2 separate regions of the Homo sapiens genome follow, and region 1 is linked to region 2. Evidence: read pairs that join two places in POLR2A ChIA-PET (ENCODE). Cell type or tissue: OCI-LY7. All regions are shown on one strand. Links, peaks and the distances in the headings refer to the core of each region. The heading gives the core; the rest is flanking DNA.

Region 1 (4,000 bases), core at 1-4,000, 130 kb before region 2:
ATCACTTGACCTCTGAACAAACTGCTTCTAATCACTTGACCCTTGACCTCTGGACTACATGACAACCACCTTTCAGTGCCCTCAATGCTAGATCTAGTTCCTGACTTCAATCCATCACCTAAATGCAAAATATCAGCAATGGAAGAGACATCTAATCAAAGTTTCCATGGTACTATGGGGAAAGTGAGGTGCCAGTTGACTGGTTCCAGAAACCAGATTTCCTGGCTGCCTGCAAATTACTTTCTAGCGTCCCACAGTGCATCTTAAACTTTACCTCTCAAGGAATGTTCAAATTACTTTATTAACTTATTAGAGCCAAATTCATTAAGCTAGTACCTTCTACTTGCACAACTCTAGGGTTACCTTTCACATTATATTCTATGTGAATAGCACCACTGTAGAGCACAACTCCAGAATACAATTAGAATGGTGATTCTGGAGTTATAGGCTATGCCAGTTAGGGTTCTAACAAGTACCCTAGATATCAAATTTATTAACATACTTTATATACGCAGCACTAAGGAAGCATCCAACAGTTTAGAATGATTACTACGGCTTTTACTATGGCTTTTTAACACAACGAATAAAAGTACCCTTGCATCATCTTCTGGTTTCCATTCCCTTTACTTTAAAATGCTAACTAGCCCAATAAATCATTCTCTAGTCAGCATGTTACCATATAACTTCTTAACGAAATCTGAAAAGTCTTAAGCTGTTTTTGAAAAAGCATGTTATAAGGGCTGCTTTGCATATTAATCAGGTTTATCATTTTTAGCTGAAGTTTCAGTCAATAAAGGTGGTACCATAAGATTACTATATTTTCACTGTACAGTTTCTATGTTTAGATATACAAACACCATTGTTAAAACTGCCTACAGCATTCAGTACAGTAACATGCTGTTAGCTACTATTACAGGTTTACATATATCCTAGGTGTGTAGTAGGCTATATTATGTAGGTTTGTGTAAGTACACTCTATAATGTTTGTACATCACCTAATGATGCATTTCTCAGAACATATTTCTGTTGTTAAAAGACATAAGACTATACATGTAAACCTAAAGGAAATACTGAATATTCTACCACATTCAATGTTGAAACAATGTGATTTTTAAAAAACATTTAATAAATGGTTTATAGTTACCAAACTCCCATTCTGTTTTATGAGCAACCCTCCTTGTTTGATGGCCAAAATTAAAAAGTTAATTACTGTTCTCTTAAAGCTACTTTTAATCAAACAAAAACATTTCTGCCACTTCCACTGTAGCATGTAAAATTCAACTTACTTCACTCCTAAAACCTAAATCTGACCAAAAAACAAACAGGCCAGACATGGTGGCTCACACCAATAATCCCAGCACTTGAGGAGGCCTTTGGGAAACCAGCCCAGCCAATATAGCAAGACTGCATCTCTACAATAAATAAAAATTAAAAAAAAAAATTATCCAGGCATGGTGGTACGCACCTATAGTCCCAGCTACTCAGGATGCTGAGGTGGGAGGATTGCTTGAGCCTAGGAGTTTGAGGCTGAAGTAAGCTGTGATCATGCCATTGCACTCCAGCCTGAGTGACAGACAAAGACTGTCTTCTACCAAAAAAAAAAAAAACACAAAAAACAAAAAAAACCTTACTTCGCTGTCACCCTACAAAGTATTTTGATGCACTGCTTCCAAATTAACTATACAATCAACCAATTATTTTAGGGACCTATAATACATTTATGGTAGGCATTTTGAGGAAAACAAATATTTTCCAAAGATATACTCCCAGTCCCTAAGTTTAGTAAGATATCAACTCAACAGGGATGTAAACAATGATAGGAAATGAGTAATAAAGATGGGCTTCATTGACCTCGAAACATGAGGAAGATGCAGAGGGCCTGAAAAGAGATTGGAGAACAGCATAAGCAACAGTGCAGAAATAGGATATGCAAACAAGCATTCATTCCTTCACTTGGTGCTCACACTAGTGCCAGACTAAATATTTACAGACTACCCACACTGTGTTGCAGGCACATGGCTATGATTTCTATGTTCTCTCTTTCAATTCACATGACATATTGTAAAGTTCTTGTGTTACTCTCTTCCTACAGATAAGCAAACAGGCCTAACAGTTAAAAAACTTGCCCAAGATTATACAGACACTAAGCAGCAAAATGGGAATTCAAACCAAATTTCCGAACCTCAACTCTGATGCTCTCTCCCCAACTATAATTTTAAGTGGGACCTAGGCTAGAATAAGTTGCAATGGTAAACAGAAATGCCAATTATTGACAGGAAGAAATATTTGATCCCAATGTGGAGGAATAAATAAGTTGGAACTTCATGTAATTGGTAGCTAGGAATTATGATATGGCCCTGAACAAAATGAAACCAGTGTTTTCTGAAGACAACATAGACTGAGAGAATACCTCACAGAAAGCCATTAACTAATTAAAAAAAAAAAACAAACAACAATATGATAATATCTAAGACCAAGAAGATAACAAAAGAAAATTGAAAAGGACAGAATCTCTGAAGCAGTGACAACACAGAAAATACTGATAATAAGTAAATAAGTAAAACAAGTGATAATTGGAAAGAAGTAAAATTGTCCTTATTTGCAAATGATGTACAGAAAATCCAACGGAGGCCAGGGACGGTGGCTCATGCCTGTAATCCCAGCACTTTGGGAGGCCGAGGTGGGTGGATTACCTGAGGTCAGTTCAAGACTAGCCTAGGCAACATGGTAAAACCTTGTCTCTACTAAAAATACAATTAGCCAGGCCTGGTGGCAGGCAACTGCAATCCCAGCTACTCAGGAAGCTGAGGCAGTAGAATTGCTTGAACCCAGGATGCAGAGGTTGCAGTGAGCCGAGATTGGGCCACTGCACTCCAGTCTGGGTGAGAAAGCAGGACTCCATCTCAAAAAAAAAAGGAAAAAGAAAAAAGAAAATCCAATGGAATCTCCCCAAAAAGCTATTAAAATAAGTGAATTTAGCCAAGTTGCAGGATACAAGATCAATACACAAAAATCAACTTCATGTCTATAGAGTAGCAATGACCAAATACTGAAATTCTGAAAAAATTAAAACAGTATCAAAAATTGTGAAATATTAAGAGAAAAATTTGACAAAAGACATAAAACCTGTACAGGAAAAACACAAAAATACTACTGAGAAACATTAATTAAAATAAAATCACTAATTTAATTTGTTAATTTGTATCTCTCCTAAACTGTTAAGACGTCAGCTCTTCCCCCAAACAGATTCAATGTAGTCCCAATCAAAATCCCAACGTGCTTTTTTTTTTTTTTAAGAAATTGAGAAGCTAATTCTAGAATTTATTTGGAAATGCAAAGAACCTAGATTACCTAAAACAACTTTGAAAACGAATATAGCTAGAGGACTAAAACTGCCTCACTTCAAGTTATAGTAAAACAGTGTGGTACAGGCATAAAGATAAGGTAAACATATCAATGGAACAGAGTCCAGAAACAGACCCACAGATATATAAACAACTGATTTTTGACAAAGGTACAAGGACAATCCGGTAGAGGAATGATAGTCCTTTCAACAACTGGTACTAAAACAGCTGGATATTCATATGCAAAAAACTGAACTTGGATCCTTAATATCTCATACCATGTATTAAAATATTAGATCTACATGTAAATCTAAAAACTACAGAAATTCCAGAAAAAAACATACAAGAAAATCTTTGTGAACTCGGGTTAGGCAAAGATTCCTTAGACACAACAAAAGCTATAAAAGCTAAAAAGAGCTCTCCCTCTCCCTCTCACTCTCACCACGGCCCACGGTCTCCCTCTTCCTCTCTTTCCACGGTCTCCCTCTGATGCCCAGCCGAAGCTGGACTGTACTGCTGCCATCTCGGCTCACTGCAACCTCCCTGCCTGATTCTACTGCCTCAGCCTGCCGAGTGCCTGCGATTGCAGGCGCGCGCTGCCACGCCTGACTGGTTTTCTTACTTTTTTGGTGGAGACGGGGTTTCGCTGTGTTGGC
Region 2 (8,113 bases), core at 2,392-6,391:
GAGGATGTTCCTTAGAAACCAGGAGAAAGGGGCAAGATTAGGAATAGCCACACAGCAATAATTTAGGCCCTATTACACCATCATGCATGTTTCAGTGTGTGTGTATATTTGTGTGTATCTGCATACGTGTAGGCTGGGCACGGTGGCTCATGCCTGTAATCCCAGCACTTTGGAGGGCGAAGGCGGGGTGATCATTTGAGGTCAGGAGTTCGAGACCAGCCTGGCCAACTTGGTGAAACCCCATCTCTACTAAAAATAAAAAAATAAGGCCAGGCATGGTGGCTCATGCCTGTAATCCCAGCACTTTGGGAGGCTGAGGCAGGCGGATCACGGGGTCAGGAGATCGAGACCATCCTGGCCAACATGGTGAAACCCCATCTCTATTAAAAATACAAAAATTATATGGGTGTGGTGGCGTGTGCCTGTAATCCCAGCTACTTGGGAGGCTGAGGCAGGAGAATCACTTGAACCTGGGAGGCAGAGGTTGGGCCATTGCAGTGCAGCCTGGGTGACAGAGCGAGGCTCTGTTTCAAAAACAACAACAAAAACCCCACAAAATATATGAACACGTGTGTATATGTCACACTCGCTTGTTCCTATGCCCCATGAAGCCCCAGCAACTGTGGCTGGAGCCCAGCAGTGAGGGTTGCTCCTGATTCTCTCACGGACATCCCCCTGGTTTCTCCTGGTTTGGTGGTGGGTGGGGTTTCTTGGGCCAGGGTTGGGCAGCTGCAGCCTAATGGTCAGGTCCTTGTCTCCACCCATTTGTGCCTGCAGGTATCTGGAGATCTGCTCGGCAGATGGTCAAGACACCCTCTTCCTGAGGGCCAAGGATGAGGCTAGTGCGAGGTCGTGGGCGACTGCCATCCAAGCCCAGGTCAATACTCTGACGCCGCGGGTCAAGGATGAGCTGCAGGCACTGTTGGCAGCCACCAGCACAGCTGGGAGCCAGGACATCAAGCAGATTGGCTGGCTAACTGAGCAGGTACCTGCTGGGCCTGGGACCTATCCCTCTCTCTCTTCCGCTCCTTTGGAGCTGGCCCTGTTCCCAGTGCCCCTGGCCACCTCACCCTGCCCTGGCCCTCTGCCCTCTCTTCCCCCACCCATCCTCACTGCTGTTTTGTTCTCTGCAGCTGCCCAGTGGGGGCACAGCCCCCACCCTGGCCCTGCTAACTGAAAAGGAACTGCTCCTCTACTTGTCTCTCCCCGAGACCCGCGAGGCCCTGAGCCGGCCAGCCCGTACTGCCCCACTCATCGCCACCAGGTACCCACAGGCAGGGGCAGTATGTCTCCCCCAGAACTTGCCAGGAGATGCTCCAGCAGGGCCCCAGAAGCTGGGAACTCCAGCCCTGTCCACCCTCAGCTATTCCCCAGGTGACCTGAAGCAAGTCTCTGCCCTGTCTGGGCCTCAGTTTCCTCATCTGTAAAATGGGTGCTTGGAACAAAAGGATATAAGGTCCCCATTAGCCACTCATTCGCTGACACTTATGCCTTGTGCTGCATGGTTCAGAGGGCACAGAGCTGACCCCAACAGTTTCTGCCTCCAGAGAGAACCTTGTCTGGCTGGGGAGACAGACCCAGGAACAGCCATTACAGTGCAGGGTTTGTAGGAGCCACTTAACTCTGTTGGGGTAGTAGAGGAAGGCTTCAGGGAGGAGGTGACATTTGAGCTGGACTTTGATGGATGAGTAGAAGTTTTCTGTTTAAGAAAGGGTGAAAGAGCATCCCATGCAGAGAGAACATCATGGTCAAAAGTACAGAGGCATGAAGGGCTATAGCATGTTCATGGAGCTATGAGTTTGTGATAACCAGAATTCATGCAGGAAATGGAGAGAAGGGAGTTGGCAGGGCCTGATCTTGAAGAGCTTCTATTGCCTGATTAAGGAATGTTAGCTTTAGCTTAAGAGTTTGGTAGTGTTGAAGGGTTTAAGCTGGGGAGCGAGGTGCTCTGGTTGCTTTAAGAGAATCCCTGTGGCTGCCACGTGGAGAATGCAGCGGAGAGTGCAGGATGGAAGTGGGGAGGTGCTGCAGTCATGCAGGAGAGATGATGGTGGCTGGGGGAGGTGGAGGTGGGTGGCAGGAGCAGATGGGGAAGAAAGGCAGCATTGGCATTGGAAACCACATGGGTGTAAAATTAACAGGGCTCCGTGCTTGCCAGATGGGGCGGGTGAAGGAGGGGTCCGGAATGAACAGGAGGTTTGGAGCTTGTGTCTGGGTGAGCGTGGGACTGGGGGTGGGGGTGGAAAGGGAGGAGGCTGGAGCAAGATGCTGAGTTAAGTCCAGAGTGTGTGTGGGATGGAGAGGGAGCTTGGATAGGAAGCCTGGGGACTCGAGGGTCTGCAGCTCAGGGCTGGAAAGTCGAAGGCGGGTGTCAGCAGCAGTCTGTGGCGGGGGGAACTGAGCTATAGGAGAAAGAGTGGGTGGAGGGAGGAACAAAGAGGGATATGGGGCAGAACTTTCTGCCCCAGAGAGGGGCAGTTGGCTTACCAAGGCCACACAGCAAGTGAGAGTCAAGCTGCAGGGGTCTGAAGTCCTTGTCCCCCATGTCTCCTTACCTCAGGCTGGCTCTGGCCCGTGTGTCAGGAGCCTGCTGGCTACTAGGGATAACTAGGTCCTGGACTGTCTGCCTAATCAAGTGATTCAAGTTAGGCAACAAAAGTTTACTGAGCACCTACTGTGGGCAGGCATGGTTTTAGTTACTGGGAATACAGTGGTGAACACAAGATCAAAATTTCTAACCTAGTTGACATTCTAGTGAAAAAGACAGTCAAAAACCAACGAAAACAAATAATAAAAAGTATAATTTCTGGTACCATGATTAAAAAGTAAGGCTAGTGAGTGACAAGGGTGCTATTTTGGACTGGGAGGTCAGGGAAGGCTTCTCAGAGGAGGTGACATTTAAACTAACATCTGAAGGAAGTGAGGGAGTGAGCCGTGCAGATAATCAGGGAAGCATGTATAGGCAGAGGGAAGAGCATATGCAAAGGTGCTGAGGCAGGCATGTGCTAGGTGTGTGTGATGACACCAGTATAGCCAGAGCCAAGGGAGTGACGGGGAGGGTGGCAGGAGATGTCTCCTGCTGAGTCAATCAGTGCCCCCTGGCAAGTCCTGTCCTGTTAGGTGGTAAAGGATTTACAGGGTTTCTTCCCAGGTCACTGGCCCCTTTGCCCAGAACTATTTGCCTCCGGCCTGAGGCCTCATGCTCAGCCCTCTGCCCCCAACCCCCAGACTGGTGCACTCAGGCCCCTCCAAGGGCTCAGTGCCCTACGATGCAGAGCTCTCTTTTGCCCTGCGCACGGGCACGCGTCACGGTGTGGACACTCACCTGTTCAGCGTGGAGTCACCGCAGGAGCTGGCTGCCTGGACCCGCCAGCTTGTGGATGGCTGTCACCGGGCCGCCGAGGGTGTGCAGGAGGTGTCTACAGGTGTGCTGGGAGGATCTGGGAGTGTCCCTCTGGTAATAAGCCTCTTATCCCCAGGGGCATTCAAGCTTCCTTCTTTAGGGCACTTCAGGAGGGGATAGAAAATGGGGTTTGGAGGTCAAGGTGGGTGGATCACCTGAGGTCAGAAGTTTGAGACCAGTCTGGCAAACATGGCAAAACCCTGTCTCTACTAATAATACAAAAATTGGCCAGGTGCGGTGGCTCACGCCTGTAATCGCAGCACTTTGGGAGGCTGAGGCGGGTGGATCACTTGAGGTCAGCAGTTTGAGACCAGCCTGGCCAAAATGGTGAAACCCTGTCTCTACTAAAAATACAAAAATTAGCCGGGCATGGTGGTGGGCGCCTGTAGTCCTAGCTACTCGGGAGGCTGAGGCAGAATTGTTTGAATCTGGGAGGTGGAGGTTGTAGTGGGCCCAGATTGTGCCACTGCACTCCAGCCTGGGCGACAGAGCAAGACTGTCTCAAAAAAAAAAAATAATAATACAAAAATTAGCCGGGCATGGTACTAGGTGCCTGTAGTCCCAGCTACGCAGGAAGCTGAGGCACGAGAATCACTTGAACCCGGGAGATGGAGGTTGTGGTGAGCCGAGATTGCGCCCACTGCACTCCAGCCTGGGTAACAGAGTGAGACTGTTTCTCCAAAAAAAAAAGGAAGTTGGGTTTGGGCCCTCTGTTTTGGATGTGCAGGTGCCCTAGCAGGCAGAGACTCTTCTCCCTGGGGTTTTCTTGCCCCAGTTTTGTCAATCTGCTGGTGAGGATGTGAGAGATGGCACTTGGGGTAGGGTTGCCAGAGGAAATAAATACAGGACACCCAGCCTCATTTGAATTTCAGGTTAACAATGAATACTTTTTTCACAGAAGTATGCCCAAATTAGTCATTGTTTATCTGAAATTTAAATTTAGCCGGGTAACTCTGCAGGTCTCCAAGGGCGGTGCTTGGTAGATCTGATGATGCCTTTATCAGCAGTGAGCCTCCTGTCCATGGCACATTTTAAGCTCCCCCTTTCTACTTGTGCTGCTGGAAGTGGGACTGGAAGTGGGTGTAGGTCCTCTGAGGGTGGGGGTGATGACTCTCTGCAGGGTGGGTGTACTGGTGCCACGACAAACAGTGAGCCTCCCATCCCTGGAGGCATTCAGGCCCCACTTTGTAAGCTGCGGTGGGGGTTGGAGGTTGGGGTGTAGTCTCTGAGGTGCCAGCTGTGCCTGTACCTATGTGCCCTCCCTGCAGCCTGCACGTGGAATGGGCGTCCCTGCAGCCTGTCTGTGCACATCGACAAGGGCTTCACACTGTGGGCGGCTGAGCCAGGTGCAGCCCGAGCTGTGCTCCTGCGACAGCCCTTCGAGAAGCTGCAGATGTCTTCAGATGACGGTGCCAGTCTCCTTTTCCTGGATTTTGGAGGTGCTGAAGGCGAGATCGTGAGTGAGGGGCTGCCTCTGCACCCTGGGGAGGAGGGGGTGTGCACTCTCGGAGGCCAGGCTGGCCAGGGCCCTGACTCTTCTCTCCATCCACCCTCCAGCAGCTGGACCTGCACTCGTGTCCCAAAACCATAGTCTTCATCATCCACTCCTTCCTGTCGGCCAAAGTCACCCGCCTCGGGCTGTTGGCCTAGAAGTCGCCGGATGCACTAGCCCTGAAGAGGGGTGTCCATGACATGGCCTGAGCTGGGCCTCCACCGACTGCCTGCTCACCCCTGGGCTGAGGGAAGGGAGAGGAGAGGAACAAGGGCCTCCGAAACCCCAACCCTGAGGGAGACTGGATTGGTCTTGGGGCCCAGGACCCAGACGCAGGACAGAGTGGACTCTGCCTGTGATGGGGTGGCCTTCCTGCTGCCCCCCTCCACCAGTGCCTTTTGCAGAGAGATATTTTGTGTACACAGAAGCCATTCCGAGTCTGGGACCTGCCCCTGTGCGGATCCTGACCCCAGCCAACAGCTGAGCTGCCGGGCCTCCTCGAGGCCCCTAAGCCACCCCCAGAGGTCCCATCTGAAGCTGGAGTACCCTGGGGTCAGCAGCAAGAGAAAGAAGAGGAGATTTTCTGTTTGTTTTTCCCCTCAGCCCTGCCACCGTGGGGAGTCTGGTTTTTCTCTTCATCCTGTCTCTCTCCTCCTTACTCTTGGATAAATAAACAGCCTGTGAGCACACAGGCAGCCCGGCCCAGTGTATGTGGTCTGTGCCTTGGCCTTTGGGTCCTGGGGTGGCCCCTGCAGTCCCAAGATGGACCAGACCAAGGACTAGGGCACCTTTCCCTGGAGAAGAACAGACCTTTACTACATGGGCCAAAGACAGTGTATTGGTTATCTATTGTTGTGTGACAAATTATCCAAAATTTGCAGCTTAAAATGACAAATATTCATTATCTCTTAGGTTCTGTGGGTCAGAAATTTGAGAGGGGCTAAGCTGGGCTGTTCTTGTCTCAGGGTCGCTCATGAGGTTGCAGTCAAGTTGTCGGCTAGGGCTGCAGTCATCTGAAGGCTTGACTGGGGCTGGAGGATCCATTCCAATACTGCTCATGCACATGGCTGTGGGTAGGAGGTCTCAGTTCCTCACCATGTAGGGCTAACCCTAGAGCTGCTGCTTGAGTTTTCTCATGATATGGCAGTTGGCTTTCCCCACAGTGAGACAGAAGAGAGGGCAAGGAGGAAGCCACAAACAGTGCCTCTTATGACCCGGTCTTGGAAGCCTTACACTGTTGCTTCTGCTTTGTTCTATTCATTAGAAATGAGTCACTAAGTTCAGTCCACACTCAAAGGGAGGGGAATTAGGCTCCACCTCTTGAAGAAAGGAATGTCAAAGAATTTGTGGACCCATGTCAAAGCCATCTTAGAGAGCTTCAGGACCCTTTCCTGCAGAAGGGAGGTGGAGTGGAATGTGTTTGGTACTTCGGAAACTGCGATGTGCTGGCTGGATGTGAGTGGGCAGTGGTTATGACTCCCTACCTAAAATCACAATGACAATGGCAATGATGGAGAACTTTTTTTTTTTTGAGACGGAGTCTTGCTCTGTCACCCAGGCAGGGTCTCATCTCACTGCAACATCCACCTCCCGGTTCAAGCGATTCTCCTGCCTCAGCCTCCTGAGTAGCTGGGATTACAGGCGCCCACCACCATGCCCCACTAATGTTTTGTATTTTTAGTAGAGATAGGGTTTCACCATGTTGGCCAGGCTGGTTTTAAACTCCTGACCTCAAGTGATCCTCCTGCATCAGCTTCCCAAAGTGCTAGGACACCGTGCCAAGCCCAGAACTTTTTTTTTTTTAAACTTTTGAAAGGTTCAGTTTCTTTAATGTAGCGACAAGATAAAACAAAGATGATGTGCCTGGTGTGATGGCTCATGCCTGTAATCCCAGCACTCTGGGAGGCTGAGGTGGGCGGATCACCTGAGGTCAGGAGTTCAAGACCAGCCTGGCCAACATGGTGAAACCCTGTTGCTACTAAAAATACAAAAATTAGCCGGGCATGGTGGCACCTGCCTGTAATCCCAGCTACTCAGGAGGCTGAGGCAGGAGAATTGCTTGAACCTGGGAGGTGAAGGTTGCGGTGAGCTGAGATCGCGGCCACTGCACTCCAGCCTGGGTAACAGAGTGAGACTCGGTCTCAAAAAAACAAACAAAACAAACAACAACAACAACAAATTAGCCAGATATGGTGGTGTGCACTTGTAATCTCAGCTACTCGGGAGGCTGAGACAGGAGAATCATTTGAACCCTGGAGGTGGAGTTTGCAGCGAGCAGAGATTGCGCTACTGCACTCCGGCCTGGGCCCCAGAGCGTGACTCTGTCTCAAAAAAAAAAAAAAGAGAGACCAGGTAACTTAACTTTGAGGCAATCACTTTTAGCTTACTTACAATGGTAGCATTGTTTCTTTGTGAAAATGAAATTTTCTCAGCTTATCCACTAAATTTTCAGCAACATCCCAAACCACCAAAGACTCACTCCTTTTCCTTCTGGCCATCAGCAGTCTGGTGCCTTCACTTGGAACACCACCCTCCGCCCTATTTTTTGTTTTGGAGGTGGGGTCTCGCTTTGTTGCCCAGGCTGGAGTGCAGTTGCGGGATCCCAGCTTACTGCAGTCTCGGCCTCCCAGGCTCAAGTGATCCTCCTACCTCAGCCTCCCAAGTTGCTAAGACTATAGGACTGTGCCACCATGGCTGGCTAATTTTTTATTTTTTAATTTGTTGTAGAGATGGGGTCTTGCCATGTTACTCAGGCTGGTCTCACACTCCTGAACTCAAGCAATCCTCCTGTCTTGGCCTCAAGCAATTCTCTTGCCTCAGCCTCCTGAGCAGCTGGGATTACAGGCGCTCGCCACCATGCCCGGCTAATTTTTTTGTATTTTTAGTAGAGACGGGGGTTTCACCATGTTGGCCAGGCTGGTCTTGAACTCCTGACCTCAGGTGATCCGCCTGCCTCGGCTTCCTAAAGTGCTGGGATTACAGGTGTGAGCCACTGCGCCTGGCCATAATTTTTGCATTTTTATTAGAGATGTGGTTTCACCATGTTGGCCAGGCTGGTCTCGAACTCCTGACCTCCAGTGATCTTCCCACCTTGGCCTCCCAAAGTGCTGGGATTACAGATATGAGCCACTGTGCCTGGCCACTATATGTATATTTCTACATCTAGAATGAGATTTATCATAAGGAATTGGATCAAGTGATTATAGAGGCTGAGAAGT

What was found. Peaks named below come from ENCODE experiments on the same cell type or tissue, not always from the same donor. Only the 100,000 strongest peaks of a DNase experiment are listed, where the experiment ranks them.
Region 1: POLR2A ChIA-PET joins it to region 2 with 7 read pairs; 4 of 35 experiments call an interaction of 5 or more read pairs at or near these places.

What each region holds. Positions count from the first base shown.
Region 1 is chr20:33,537,295-33,541,294 of GRCh38, reverse strand. The region is part of intron 1 of CBFA2T2 (CBFA2/RUNX1 partner transcriptional co-repressor 2); the gene reads right to left. Among named protein-coding and RNA genes, the nearest start is that of CBFA2T2, 49 kb to the right of the region's middle. In OCI-LY7, for the core only: no CTCF peak of the experiment used is centred there; a DNase peak (open chromatin) is centred at 1,949.
Region 2 is chr20:33,405,447-33,413,559 of GRCh38, reverse strand. SNTA1 (syntrophin alpha 1) reads left to right here. Exons shown (of 8, transcript NM_003098.3): 4 at 778-985; 5 at 1,134-1,264; 6 at 3,229-3,425; 7 at 4,672-4,859; 8 at 4,961-5,603. The coding sequence ends at 5,053. It overlaps LOC124904889 (a long non-coding RNA gene), which reads right to left. Exons shown (of 2, transcript XR_007067567.1): 2 at 1-3,507. Among named protein-coding and RNA genes, the nearest start is that of CDK5RAP1, 8.0 kb to the right of the region's middle. In OCI-LY7, for the core only: no CTCF peak of the experiment used is centred there; DNase peaks (open chromatin) are centred at 4,169 and 4,729; H3K4me3 peaks cover 2,304 bases; H3K27ac peaks cover 3,866 bases.